Regions from separate parts of the Homo sapiens genome. Here region 2 is linked to region 1. Evidence: chromatin contacts called from ENCODE Hi-C or POLR2A ChIA-PET data. All regions are on one chromosome and are shown on one strand. Each heading gives the region's core, a stretch centred on a gene start or an enhancer-like site at or near the end of the contact. The rest is flanking DNA. Distances are from core to core; before and after follow the strand shown. Region 1 holds the start of CHST6 (carbohydrate sulfotransferase 6). Region 2 holds the start of BCAR1 (BCAR1 scaffold protein, Cas family member).

What was found. A loop is a pair of places that touch in the nucleus more often than their neighbours do. ChIA-PET counts read pairs that join two places held with the same protein, here RNA polymerase II (POLR2A). Pooled maps may share reads with other maps.
Region 2: a pooled map shows a loop between it and region 1 (1.8-fold over the local background). The contact joins the promoter of BCAR1 here to the promoter of CHST6 in region 1. A Hi-C loop is called at or near these places in 1 of 50 pooled maps. POLR2A ChIA-PET finds 5 or more read pairs at or near these places in 2 of 52 experiments (WTC11 and activated CD4-positive, alpha-beta T cell).

The regions. Positions count from the first base shown.
Region 1 is chr16:75,492,337-75,499,510 of GRCh38, reverse strand. It overlaps CHST6 (carbohydrate sulfotransferase 6), which reads left to right and starts at 4,070. Exons shown (of 3, transcript NM_021615.5): 1 at 4,070-4,571. RefSeq lists a silencer at 3,867-4,196 and an enhancer at 4,497-4,676.
Region 2 is chr16:75,249,576-75,256,749 of GRCh38, reverse strand. BCAR1 (BCAR1 scaffold protein, Cas family member) reads left to right here and starts at 5,126. Exons shown (of 7, transcript NM_014567.5): 1 at 5,126-5,279. The coding sequence starts at 5,268. LOC105371344 (a long non-coding RNA gene) reads right to left here and starts at 952. Exons shown (of 3, transcript XR_933740.3): 1 at 517-952. RefSeq lists enhancers at 51-591, 305-599, 592-1,131, 1,132-1,672, 4,374-4,914 and 3 more and silencers at 305-599, 4,914-5,023, 5,084-5,243.

The DNA of each region.
Region 1 (7,174 bases), core at 2,821-5,320:
CAGGAGAAAATTGCAGTCAGTTCAGACATCTTGGAAAGAGTCCCATCTCTGGTCAAGCAGAGACTTTTCCTCTGTTGAACTGAGGAACACACTGTGCATTTCTTCCTTCTGTTGTGAGCCACTCTTACTCTTTTCAGGGCTCTCTTGTGACAAACATGCCAATCACTAGCACTTTGCACCCCTGGGCTTCTCCATTTCCCATTCACAGCTTTGATTTCCAGAGCTGAGGCCTTTAACTGGAGACCTGGAGGGGCAGGGCCCAAGGGCAAGGGCCGCATTAGCACAGGCAATCAGGGAGGGCCGCTGAAGGACACTTGGACCGTCCACCTGCCCCAGCCCAACAGTCAGTCATCTGTCATCAGCTCAGCTGAGCAGCCCTGGATCCCTGCCCGACTGTGGCTGGCTCTTTGCCCGGTTTTTCCCTCTGTCTGTGCCCCTGGATGGCAGGCTGAAGTCAGAGGGGCTGTTTCATTCTCAGCCCCCTCAGCAGCACTGGGGGAAGAAAGCATTGTCACAACAGGTTCTTTCTGGCCCTCACCCAACAGCCTGGGCACTTGGCCCTCCTCCTCCTTGACAGCCCTCCCCCTTCCTGCAAAGGACAGGGGCGACAGGGGTTGGTGTTGGGATTGGCTCCCGCTGCCTGACAACCACAAGTTTATTTGGAAGGCTAGCGGGAAGCCCAGCGGCTGGCGTTTCCCTTGACTAAGGAAAAGGGTGCCCATCAGAGTGGGGCGGGCAGCTTTGGGAAGGACACAAGAAGCAGTGAGGGTGTAAAGAGGATGCTGGCCTGGGCAGGCCAGTCCAGCCTGGCCACTAGCAGAATACCAAGCAGTCCAGTGGATTATCCTCGTGGCTAAGCAAGTGTCTGCAGGAGCAGAGATGGCTGGAAGGGGCCTCTGCACACGGAAGATGGCTTGTTCAGCCGATTCACCTCCTGAGGATGCGTGCAGTCTCCTCCAAGAACACATGGAGCTGCTTCCTGATCCCAAGCAGGTCGTTGCCCCTGGAAGGACATGGCTCCGGTGATCCATGCTTCATGCCCACCCAGAAACACACCCCTCAGTGTGTGCCTCAGTTTACCTTGGAGATCATTTTTCATCTCCAGCATCCGTTTCCTTTAGGCTGACTAAAAACAGTTTTGGAAACAAAGCTATTTTGAAGTATTCAAGCAGAGGAATTCTCTAACACTGTCCCCCTTGTCTTTTTTTAATATTCTGGCTATTTTAGATGCCTAAATTTTTTTCTTGAGATTTATTTATTTTTATAGATGGGGTTTTCACTATGTTGCCCAGGCTGGTCTTGAACTCCCAACCTCAGGAAATCCTCCTGTCTCAGCCCCACAAAGTGCCAGGAATATAGGCATGGGCCAGTGTGCCCCGTCTCTTGAGACTGAAATGAAAAATTGCTTGTGGTTTAAATCCCCAGAATTTAATGAAACATGGGAAGATGGCTAAAGATACGTATAAACTTTGGTTTGCATTTTATTAAATTATTTGAATGCAAAACTTGTATAAAGAATCCATTATGTTCTGTAGCTTTCTAATTAAAATGTTCAACATGGAAGGTTGTATTAGCTATTTTTGAAGCAAGGCTTTGGAGGGAGGAAGAATAGGGAGGGCTGAAGTTGAGCACACTTCTCCGAGTTACTCACCAGTAGCCTTGCTTTGCCACGGCTCTGCCCAAAGACCTTGGAGCTTTTGTTAGCTCTTTGGCAAAAGTTTCCTGGTCCAACCCCAAGTATATTAGTTTTTAGTGGAATCCACATGGCATATGGGAGCTGCGGGTTGGAAAATTACAACTGTGTCTGGTGAATATCAAATTATTTACGGATCATTTATTGGTAGTTTCTGAAACTGAACCACACAGCATAGTTGCAGGAGGAAGAAAGGTAAGAAATACACAGGATTTTATCAACTGAGCTGAAGCCATAGATAAGTCATATTTGAGATAATTATTGAATTTGTTTTGTGGGAGAGAAATCTCTAATTCTTCCAAATGATTAGTCCAGTTTCTGCCAAAGCAGGTGAGGTGTCTAATGCCCCACTGAGTGCCCATCTTGAAGCTTATTAAAGCAATTCTCTCTCTTTGCGTCCCTCTTACCTTATCCTCCACATCCTTGCCCCCTCTCCTTATTCATGCTTTGTAAAGAGGTTTTGGAGCTTTCTGGCCAGATAACTTCTAAATACTGATTAAGGAAATGTAAATTACATGATCCTAAGGAAAATAATGATTGCCGGCCAATCCCCTACCCAGAGTTATGGTTGGCCTTCTGGCACACATCTTTCTATCCCATACACTATTTCTAACTTTTTAAAAATCATGAACAGGCCGGGCACGGTGGCTCATGCCTGTAATCCGAGCACTTTGGGAGACAGAGGCGGGCAGATCACATCTGAGCTCAGGAGTTCGAGACCAGCCTGGACAACATGGTGAAACCCTGTCTCTACTAAAAGTACAAAAATTAGCCTGGCGTGGTGGTGGGCACCTGTAATCCCAGCTATTCAGGAGGCTGAGGCAAGAGAATCACTTGAACTCGAGAGGCGGAGGTTGCAGTGAGCCTAGATCCTGCCATTGCACTCCAGCCTGGGCTACAAAAGTGAGACTCCATCTGAAAAAAAAATCAGTATCAAAATCATGAACAACACTTATATGAACCCTGTACATAAATCCTTGTTTCTGGTTTATTTCCTTAAGATAGCTCCTAGAAAGGAATTACCAATCCGAAAAGCTTACGACCATTGTCAAGAATCTTAATTCATCTTGCCAAACCACAACCAGGAAGGACTGCTTATTTCTTCTCCCAGCAGCAGGGAGTTCTTGATTAAGATCCCATCACTAATTTGACAAGACCTAGAAATGCTTCATCCTTTTCAGGTGCCTGGGCTCTGCCCTGTTATTTGTAAAGGGGATTTTTTTTTTTTTTTTTTTTGAAACAGTTTCGCTCTGTCGCCCAGGCTGGAGTGCAGTGGTGCAATCTCAGCTCACTGCAACCTCCGCTTCCTGGGCTCAAGCAGTTCTCCTGCCTTAGCCTCCTGAGTAGCTAGGATTACAGGTGCCTGCCACCACGCCCGGCTAATTTTTGTATTTTTAGTAGAGACGGGGTTTCACCCTGTTGGCCAGGCTGGTCTCGAACTCCTGACCTCGTGATCCACCCACTACGGCCCCCCAAAGTGCTGGGATTACAGGCGTGAGACACCGCGCCTGGCCGGATTTTTTTTTTTTTTTTTTGCGAGGGAGTCTCGCTTTGTCGCCCAGGCTGGAGTGCAGTGGTGCGATCTCGGCTCACTGCAAGCTCCGCCTCCCGGGTTCACGCCATTCTCCTGCCTCAGCCTCCCGAGTAGCTGGGACTACAGGTGCCCGCCACCAGGCCTGGCTAATTTTTTTGTATTTTTAGTAGAGACGGGGTTTCACTGTGTTAGCCAGGATGATTTCGATCTCCTGACCTCGTGATCCGCCCGCCTCGGCCTCCCAAAGTGCTGGGATTACAGGCGTGAGCCACCGCGCCCAGCCCTGGCCGGAAATATCTTATTTATTGAAACGTATCATGTCTTTATCTGGACCTGCTATGAACCTGCGCCTCTGGGCCTAGGCTAGGGCAGGGAATGCGCAGGAGGAGGGGAAAAGCTGCGGACCCAGCTCCTAAGGCCACCTGGTCTCTCCGCTCTTCCCAGTTGGGACACTGCACCGGGTCCATGTGTCATCCAGGTGCCGTGGCCTTGGGAAGGGTTTGGATTCCAAGTCACCTCGCCGCAAGGATGCCCCCGAGAGTGAGGAGGGTCAAGATTAAGATTCGACTTCCTTCACTAGGGCCTTTGTCCTCCCAGGAGCCCCCCTTCTCTGGGGATTTGGGGTGGGGTGGGGTACAACGTTCCTCTGTAGTCAGATGAGAGGTGACTCTGCCAGCGCCCTTTGACATTCTGGGCTAAAAGTTGAGCCTCTCAGAGCCCCAGCCCACCTGGGCCCTCCTGCCCCGCCCTCGGCCGGCGCCCCTCCCCCGAGGCGTGGCCCCTCGGTCGGGGGTGGGCCAACCGGCTCCTTCCTTCCCCCACGGCGCTAGCTCCCGCTGGCCACCTCGGGACCGCAGCCACGTCTGAAAGCGCCTCATTGTGTGCGCTCGGGCGGGCTGCACCGGGCAGCGCCGAGGGTTGCCGGCCGGCGCGCGGGGAGTAGAGGGCGCGGGCCGCAGTGCCGGGTTCCAGAGGGAGCTCTGCGCCGGGTCCTTCCCTGTGGTAGCCCCAGGACACCCCCAGCCTCAACATCCCATTCTGGGACTCCTGCCCTGTTCCCACATTCGTTCTACCTCGAGTCTCCAGGAGCTTCCAGTGGCTTGGTCACCGCCAACTCTCGTCCATGCCTCTTAGAGCCCCTTTCCCGGCCTCACCGGGTGTCGCTTAATAGTCTTGGGACCTTAAGGAGCAAGTCAGCCCCTGCGGACCCTCCCAGTGAAGAGAAAGAGCTGGCTGTGCGGTGGAATTTGGAAGAGACGACGTTTGGGAGCCTTTGCTGAGTCCAGGGAGAGAGGCGTCCCCCACCGTGCCGCTGCAGCTCGGGCAGAGCCGCCAAGCTTTGGGGTACGTTGGTTCTTCATTCTCCGCGGGGGATGTCCCCACACTCGGGTCGGCTGGGGGCCGGGCTGGTGGCACAGCTGGGGACGCTCCTCTGTCCTGCACCGGGGACCTGGGGTGGCGGGAAGAGCTGGGAGTGGCTTTTCCATCAGCAACGTGGAAAGGGCATCGCCGCTGTTGGCGCCGGTTTGGAAGTGTCTTGCTGGGGCTTCGGCTGCGCAGGAGAATCCTCACTGCGAGGGGAGAACCCCTTTTGTCTCGATACTTGAGTTTCAAAGGACATGACTTTCAAAAGCTCTCCAAGGGCTTTTTCCATAGAATTATTGAGAGACGGTAGCTTGGCGGGTTGATTTGGAACCAGACCCAGGGGAATTGGAGTCCTGCGTCACTGCTTCTGACGGCTTCATCTTGGGCTTCAGGACAGGCCCTCTGGGCCTCAGGACAGGTGCCTAGCAAATGTTGACTTTCCTTTCTCCTCCCTTTTTCACAGAGGCAAGGCAGTCAAGTTTCCCATTTTTGAGGATGGGAAAACTGAGGCCTGAAGAGCAGAAAGGAGTTGGCTGACTTAAACCCACAAGCGAGTAGGCCAAGTACCAGGGCCTCTGAGGGTGCTATGCTGCTCCGGGAGCTGGGGCTGGGCTCCTCTCCAGCCTGAGAGGCCGGAACTTTTCTGGCTTTGTTCTACAAACAGAGTCAACTGGAGTATAGAGAGCCAGAGAGTGACTTGCTCTAAGTCACACCCCTCACTGGTAGTAGAGACAGGATTTGAACCCAATCCGGCTTCAGAAGCCAAGCTTCTAAGGCCAGTCGCAGTGGTTCACGCCTGTAATCCCAGCACTTTGGGAGGCCGAGGCAGGTGGATCACCTGAGGTCAGGAGTTCAAGACCAGCCTGGCCAACATGGTGAAACCCCATCTCTACTAAAAATACAAAAATAAGCTGGGCATGGTGGTGAGTGCCTGTAATCCCAGCTACTTGGGAGGCTGAGGCAGAAGAATCACTTGAACCCAGGAGGCGGAGGTTGCAGTGAGCTGAGATTGCGGTACTTCACTCCAGTCTGGACAACAGCGAGACTCCATCTCAGAAAAAACACAAGCCAGGCCTCTAGCCATGACTTTCCAGCGTCTTCTGTTTTGTTTGCCCTTGTGGGGACCCTGTCTGTGCCTGCCACATTCTGTTGCTGGGGCACTGGGGCACCTGAATCTGGTAGAGCCATTGTCCTTGGGTTTTCCTCATTCAAAGACTTTCCCTTGGATTCATAGAATATAAGTGTGGCCCAGGAAGGAAGATTGCTAAGCAAATACTCATAAGTGCACTATGCGCCAGACTTTGTTCTGCTTTACAAATATCCACTCACTCACTCTTTCAATCAAGCCCATGAGTTGGGTTATATTGTTTCCCCCACTTTACAGATTTTTTTTTTTTTTTTTGATACGGAGTCTCGCTCTGTCACCGAGGCTGGAGTGCAGTGAAAGTGACATAATCTCGGCTCACTGCAACCTCTCCGCATCCCAGGTTCAAGCGATTCTCCTGCCTCAAATTCCTGAGTAGCTGGGATTACAGGCACCCGCCACCACGCCCGGCTAATTTTTGTATTTTTAGTAAAGATGGGGTTTCACTATGTTGGTCAGGCTGGTCTCAAACTCCTGACCTCGTGATCCGCCCTCCTCAGCCTCGCAAAGTGCTGGGATTACAGGTGTGAGCCACCGCACCTGACCTTCCAGATTTTTTTTTAACCAAGCAGGCACAGAAGGAAGTAACTTGCACAAGATCGCTCAGTAAATGGTCAAGTGGGATTCACACTCTTAACCTCAGTGCTCTATACCTACTGTCTTTAATGAGACAGACACCATTCTGCTTCTAGTGTCTTGGGCGGGGAAATGGGTCCAGAAATACATGAACAAGATTGTTCTGGGTAGTGATAATAGTATTAATAATAATTTCTCACTATCACCTATTAGTCAATATTGAAATATATCTGATTACCTCTAGGGTATCTCCTGGCAGATGTTTTTTTCAAATCAGAATCCACACAAGGTCCACATGTTGCATTTGACTATGTGTTTTTTGGTTTTGGTTTTTGTTTTTGTTTTTGTTTGAGATGGAGTCTCTCTCTGTCGCCCAGACTGGAGTGCAGTGGCGTGATCTCAGCTCACTGCAGCTTCGGACTCCTGGCTCCAGTGATTCTCCTGCCTCAGCCTCCTGGGTAGCTAGGATTACAAGCACGTGCCACCACACCTGGCTACTTTTTGTGTATTTAGTAAAGACAGGGTTTCACCATGTTTGGCCAGGCTGGTCTCCAACTCCTGACCTAAGGTGATCTGCCTGTCTTGGCCTCCCAGAGTGCTGGGATTACAGGCGTGAGCCACCGCGCCCGGCCCTGAGTTATTTTCCTATAAAATAGTCTCTTCCTTTTTCTGTCATAGATTTGGAAGTATGATTTACTTTTAAAAAATAAGGTAATTAAAATAAATGGTTAATAAACCAGGGAACATTCCAGATTATCTCTGTAATGAGAGGGCTCTGTCAATACTTAGGGAAACAGGCAAATGTGCTAAAAGCACAGTCCCACTCCGTACCCTGTGTGTGTTGCTGCACAGAAGAAGTGGG
Region 2 (7,174 bases), core at 3,877-6,376, 240 kb after region 1:
CACCCTGGGGCTGCCTTGCTGGCTCACACCGGCCTCGGGCGGCTGTGAGCTGAGCCCCTCTCTGAGGCAGGCACCTACGGCAGGGGCCTCTGCTGCTTGTTAATTTCCAGATAATTTGGAAAGTTGTGCTGCCTCTTCCAGTCCTGTTTCTGACAGGCCTGAAGTGGAGGCGTAGGGCTGGATTTAGTGGGATGCAGGCCAGGACTTGGAGTGCAGGGAGGCCCCACCCCCCCCCATCCGTGCTGTGTCCCTTACCTGGCAGCTCTGCCCACACACCTTGGATACTGCCCCTGCCCCCGGGTCTCTGGGGACTGGCCTTGGGCATGCCAAAGGGGATGACCACTGGAGGGATTTGGCTTCAGGCTATAGGGCCCGCCCACCTTCCCACAGTCAGAGCCACTACTGGTAATGACAAACACTGCCCCGCAGTGGAGGATGGGAAGCCCTTTATGGTAACAGCTCCAGCTTGAGTCCTGAGTGCATGCTCTGCGGTCTGGGGTCACCTGGGGTGCTTACCAGTAGGCACACGCCTGGGTTATGAGGTGGAAGGTGCGAGCTCTGCTGGCCATGGGAGCTGCGTGGGGCATTGCCCCTCTCTCTGCCTCCAGGTAGCCGTCGTTCCGTCCTGGTCCCAGGGCAGCAGTGAGGAATGACTGGTGTTGGGGTGTGGGCTGTCCGTTCTGTGTGTGACAGTAGGTTCACCTCCGTGCTATCCACAAAGGTTCCGTGCCCTCGCCTGGGTTTTGTTTTTGTTTTTTTGAGACGTAGTTTCGCTCTCTCGCCCAGGCTGGAGTGCAATGGCACCATCTTGGCTCACTGCAACCTCCGCCTCCCGGGTTCAAGTGATTCTCCAGCCTCAGCCTCCTGAGTAGCTGGGATTACAGGCATGTGCCACCACGCCCGGCTAATTTTGTATTTTTAGTAGAGACGGGGTTTCACCATGTTGGTCAGGCTGGTCTTGAACTCTTGACCTCAGATGATCTGCCCGCCTTGGCCTCCCAAAGTGCTGGGATTACAGGCGTGAGCCACTGTGCCCAGCTGTTTTTTGTTTTTTTTTTTGAGATGGAGCCTTGCTCTATCGCCCAGGCTGGAGTACAGTGGCGTGATCTCAGCTCACTGCTTCACCTCCTGGTTCAAGCAATTATCCTGCCTCAGCCTCCTGAGTAGCTGGGATTACAGGTGCCCGCCACCACGGCCAGCTAATTTTTGTATTTTTAGTAGAGACGGAGTTTCGCCATGTTGGACAGGCTAGTCTCGACCTCCTAAAGTGCTGAGATTACAGGCGTGAGCCACCTTGCCCAGCCTTGCCTTGGTTTTGAGCTTGCCACTGTGAGTGTCCAGCCTAGGGGGATGGTGTCAGCTCTCATTGGCCCTCCAGAGATACCGTTTCTTCCTGTTCCTGGGGCTGGCAGTGCTCACCTCCGGCCTCAGGAAATCCTCTCCTGCTGCCGCTCCCAGAGCTGGCCATCAACCGAGTCCACCCTCCCTGCTGCTGGGAGGCCGAGGCTTCAGGAGGGGAGGGGGCTGTGTGCCTTTACACTGTGCAAACTGGTTTTAGCCTGCTCTTTTCACTTTAGTTTGTTGTAAGCATTTTCTTGCATTATTTCAGTCTTTGGAAGAGGCCATCTAATAGCTGCAAGCTATTCTACTGAGGCGCTGTGGTTTGTCTCACCGGTCCCCTAGAATTAGCATTGATAGGTGAGCCTGTTTTGCTCCATGCTTTGCTGTCATAAATGCTGCAGTGGACATTGGTGAGCATTGAGCAAGAAAAGTTCTGTGCAGTGGGTCTGTCCTGAAGGCAGATCTCAGAAAGCCCAAAGAGCAGGAACCCTATCCCAGGCTTATCTTTCCACTTGGGTCCAGTATAACCCCCTCCACTCCAGACACTTAGTGTCCTGGTGTGCTGGGTCCACCTGTTTTCTGTACAAACAGCTATTCCAGGCCCTGAGGGGTTGGAGACATCCCTTCCAGCCTGTGAGCTCATCTTCAACCTGGCTGGAGGTGCCAGGCCACTCCTGGGATGACACAACTGTCTGGGAGGGCCCTGTGCTGGTGCCCCGGCCACATATCTGCAGCTGTCTCCCTTGGTCTGGCAACAACCTCTCCCAGCTCCTCCTTATTCAGGGCGTCTCTCCTTGCTGCCAGTCCCACTGTGTGTATACGCATGCGTGTGTGCTGTGTGTATGCAAGTGTGTGCCTCTGCACTTAGGCGTGACTTAACCACCCCCATCCTCCAGACTGGGGCAGCCTCAGATTTCTTCACCCAGGCCAGCCTATCCCATGAGGGCCACCTCTGAGGTCCCACCCAGTCAACAAATGTTTACTGCACCCCTTCTCACCAATGGGGCTAAACTTAGTGGGGTGGGGGTGGTGCTGGCCCCAGTGCTGAGCTCAGTTTTACTGGGGAGGAAGGTGCTTAGGTCTCAGTTGCCTGTCCTTTTGCAGTCTGAGTGTGACAGGGGTGTTTGGCTTTCTGAGCCTGGAGTGCTGCTGTCCCTGTCCCTAGATTCCCTTCCTGCTGCAGGGTGGGCTGAGGTCTAGCAGCCCCATTTCTTCCCTGGCCCTGTCCCTTCTGTGCCCCGAAATGTGTGGGATGGGGCAGTGGTTGGTAAACTGGGTCTCGGTCTCTTCATGTGAAAAATGGGGCTAGGCTGGGTGCAGTGGCTCACGCCTATAATCCCAGCACTTTGGGAGGCTGAGGTGGGTGAATCACTTGAGGTCAGGAGTTCGAGACCAGCCTGACCAATATGGTGAAACCCCATCTCAAAAAAAAAAAAAATTGGGGCTAACGGTGAGCCTGTTTTGCAGGATTGCTGTGTGCACAAAATAAATGCATGGGCATAGGGCCCCTGGCACTGGCTGGGCGCAGAGGCTGTGCTGGGTATGTGGGGCTGCATCCCTGTCCTTGACAGCGGAGGTCCGGGAGGCTGGACTGGGGGTGGGGTGAGGTTCTGCCCCCATATACCCCGGCCAGAGCCTGGCCAGTGGGTGCTCCTCCCCCACCCCCCAGCTACATCCCCATCAACACTGTGGGGCTTAACTTCTGGGGCCTTGTTTCCAAAGCGGAAATGCCATTCTGGGAGGCACAGGCTTTTGGGGGAGGGAATTTAAGTGGAAAAGGAGCAAATTTTTGAAATGCCTGTGTCGGAGCCTGTTTCCCTTGCTGCCTCCTGCTCACACCAGCAGCCCCACCCCCAGTGCTGTTCTAATGCAGCTACTGGGGGAGGAGGGTCTCATCCCCCAAGGTTCCAGCCATCCACCTCCTCTCTGCACCGCCCTCCTTGGCCAACTAGGATGGAGCAGGGGCCAGCTCCCTTGAGGGCCAGGCCTTTTGTGTCCTTGCCCGTCCCTGCAGAGACTGCTGCCTGGGGCCCTGCCAGCAGGGCACTGCCTGCCCATGAGGCCTGGTCTCCCCTCCCCACAGAAGTGGAGGCCCAGGGATGACCTCAGGCTCCTGAGGGTCCCGCTGGTTCAGACCTGCTCTCTGGGAAGCTGGTGTGCCAGCCAGGCTGAGGAGTGGGTGGCTGGACAGGGTCAGGGTGCAGGAGGGGCCCGGCACAGCTCTTGGGAACAAGCAGGAGGAGATGCTCCAGGCAGCTTCCCTGAAGGCTGGCTCCTCTTCTGAGGCGAGGCGGGCTGTGTCGGGGAGGCACAGGGTGTTGGCTAGCTGTTCTGTTCCTCCTGAGGACTCTGGGTCATGCTCTGTCTCATCCCACTGCTCCTTCCTCACCCGCTGTGCTGTGAGTTCTGGCCAATGCTTCCCAAGCCAAATATTGAAGAAATGCAGACGTCCAGTTTTTTGGGAGGGGTGGGACACAGGAGTCTGTTTTTTAACTAGCTCCCCAGAGCACCTGAGCAGCAAATCATGGGCTGTCCTAGCCCCTTTTCAGATGAGAAAGGAGCCCAGAGAGGGGAGAGGGCCTGCCAAGGTGGCACATCTGGCCAGGCGCTGCGTAGGCTGAGCCCTGGGGGTCAGACAGAGGGGCAGCTGCAGGCCCACCTGGGCTTGTGTCTTCCATAGGCCATGCTTGAGAATTCTCTGCTGCGTGAAGCCGGGTCTACCCCGCTGCTTCCCTGCCACCAGGGCTGCCTCGTGGCATCCCATTGCTCAGCCAGTGGCCCAGGATTGTTGACTGAGGGTCCTGTCTGGTCTGGACCAGGCTCGGTCCTATCATCTCCCTGCAGATTGTGCCTCCCTGGCCTGGCCCAGGGGCTCTGGCACCCTGGTTCTGCTGCATGGGGTGACAGTCACTGACCTGCAACCGAGCAAGGGGCAACTCAGGAGAGCCAAGGTTGTCTCCACTCGGTTTCCCCCGAGTGATTCTTCCTTCTATCTCCCTCATTCCCCCAGTGCCGCTCTCCTACCCCATGTCGCTGAAGCAGATGAGTTGGAGCAGGACTCAGGAGGGTACTAGGCCCAGGTTTTAGGCTGAACCTAGGAATGAGTAATGAGAGGAGGCAGATCAGCTGGAGGACCAGCCCGAGTCCCCAGATGTCGGCACAATGCAGGGGAAGGTAGGTGCTGCCCGTGAAAAGCGCTGGGTCGAGAGCTCGCCAGCCTCCCTGCTTGAGGCTTCATTTCCTGGGGTCCTTACACGGTGGGACCGTCTACAGTCGGAGCTGTGGTGGTGATGATTCGTCTCCTACAGGCTGGGGCACGCCCCCTCCCCTTTCCCTCTAGATTCAGATTTGAGTCCCACGGCCCATGGACACGCGATGAATGCCCTGGGGTTGGTTAGCGGGAAAGACAAGTCGACTTGAGGCCATGTCTCGGCTCTGGAGGAAGAAGGCAAACCGGGCAGCCTTCCCAGAAGTGGAGGAGTTTGCGTAGGCCTTCGGTGCGTTCTCGCCTGGGTGGAAGGCGGGGACGTGCATTTGTTGGAGAGCGGTGTCCTGCGCCCTAGGCTGGAAGCCTGGCCTCGGGCAGGGGCCTGGAGCCTCGGGGTTGGAGGTGGGGGGCGGGGCGGGGGGCGGCCCCTACTGGGCGGGCTTCTGTCTGCGCGCCCGCGCCCCCGACAGGCGGCTTATTTGCATGGAGAGCGGCGGCGGCCAATGGGCGCGCGCGGCCGGGCATGCTGGGATCGGGCTGGGCCGGCTGGGCCGTGGCGGCAGGCGGAGAGCGGCTGGACCGGCTCTGGGTGGCCGAGGCGGCAGCTGCGCGGCGGCACCGGGGCGGCTGCGGCGCGCTCGGAGCCCCGAGGGCACGCGGCCCGGGCAGCTCGGTGTGCGCCCCCGCGAGAGCCGGGGCCCCAGGCCCGCCGGACACCATGAACCACCTGGTGAGGGCGCCAGGTGGGGCCGGGCCGCGTACGGGCTTGGAGGCGGCAGCGGGCTGGAAGGGGTTAAGCGAGCGGCATTTCCTGCCGGACCTGCGGGGCCTGGGAACCGCCGGCCGGGGTCCGCGGCCCTGGGATCTCCTTCTGCCCTGGCCGGGAAGCCGGGAGGCAGGAACCGCGGGGGCTCCGGAGCCTGTGCGCCTCGGGTGCGTTGGCGGGGCCGGGCGCGGGGGCCGCCAGCCGGTAGGAGGGTTCCTGTGTCGGGAAAGTGGCTGGCGGGGCCCGCGCTCCCCGGCCGACGGCCGCCTGCTGTGTCACCTTGGGCCTCTGCGCCCTGCCTCCGAGCCTCAGTTTCCTCGGCTGCGAGGAGGGGCCGTTGAGCCTCTGGCGGGTGGTCCGGCTGGTGTGGCGTGGGGACTGCCCACCGGCTCCCGGAGAGGGAGGAGCTCCGGGGGACCGAGGCCGGGCGGGCAAGTGCGTGGCGCCAGCGGGGAAGGCTGCGCAGCCGGAGCACCCGGCTCCAGTTAATGATTCACTCCGGCCGCCGGCGCGGGGTTCCGGGAGCGGAGCGGGAGTGGGGGCGGGCGCGCCGCGGGCTTTGCAGCCCCGCACGCCGAGCGCCGGTGGAAGCCGGGTCCTGGCCACAGGAGTCCTAGCCGCACGCGAGTGTCGCGGGAGGGGGCCAGGGCCGGGTTCTGCAGTGTGGACATGAAGGCTTTGGAGTCCATGGTTGGGGGACCCGCAAGAGCTAGAGCAGGGTCGGAGCTCCCTCTCGAGGGTCCGAGAGGCTGATCGCTGGACCGAGGTGAGGGAGTTGGGAAAGCGGAGATTTGCCTAGGGGTGCGGGGTGAGGGGCTTACGGCCTGGAAGATGTTGGGGTTTCGAGTTCCAGATCGGGGACAGCAGCTCCTTTTCTACCACAAGGCTCCCGTTCCCTCCTGAGAGTCCCTGGTTTCCTTTCCCACACCCCTCCCGGGGCCCGCCGCAGCTTTGGTCACCTTCTCAGAATGACCATGGGTTGATCTCTTCTTTGCTAGTGAGATGTTTCCCATCGCCCTGGGCCGGGACACGCCCCCTCTTGTGCCCATTCCTTTCCCTCGGTGGAGAGTTGGGTGGTGGGGGCTGGCCGGCCTGTGAGAGCAGGTGTCGGGGTGCCTGGAGAATCGGGGCCCAGGTACGGGGGTGGCGGGGCTGTGGGGAAAAGAGCTTTGGGGAGGAGCTGCTGACACTTCCTCCTGGCACTGCTTGCCCGGGAGCTGGGTGGAGGCAGGGCAGGGCAGGGCAGTCCCAGGTTCTGCCAGGAAAGTCACCTTGGGCTGGGGCAGGAGGCTTGGAGCTTCTGGCCGTTACTGTTTGTCTGAGCAGGAGGGTGAGCACTGTGTACTGGTACCATGGCCCCAGGTCTAGGCGAGGGATGGAAATAAGGACAGTGCCACTAGGGCCTCCTGTCTGTACAGGAGGGGCCCTGAGACAGCTCCTCAAACCCCTTTCCCATTATACGGATGGTGCAGATGGGGACACTGAGGTACAGAGAGACAGTCAGTTGTCCTCAGAATTGGATCCAGAACCTCGTCTTCTGGCATGGCCCCCCAGTGCAGCACCACATGTGGCCTCCGAATTCCCAGTCTGGGATTGGGGGAGCTCTGGTCCTTGGGGGACCACCATGCTCTTTTGGAGTTGTCAACTTGGTAGGAACCCTCTGGTTCCAACGCTGTGCCTTTGCGGCCCTCTCCTGGCATCTGCTGTCCCTTTAGGAGGTCCTACCACCCTTTTCTTCTGAGCCTGGACAACTCCTTCCCTTGCCCCCAGGAGCCCACAGCCGGCTAAACCAACTGGTCAGCTAGAACCAACCAGCAGGGGAGGTGCGCTCCAGGGGGGCTTCTAAGAGGAGGCAGTTT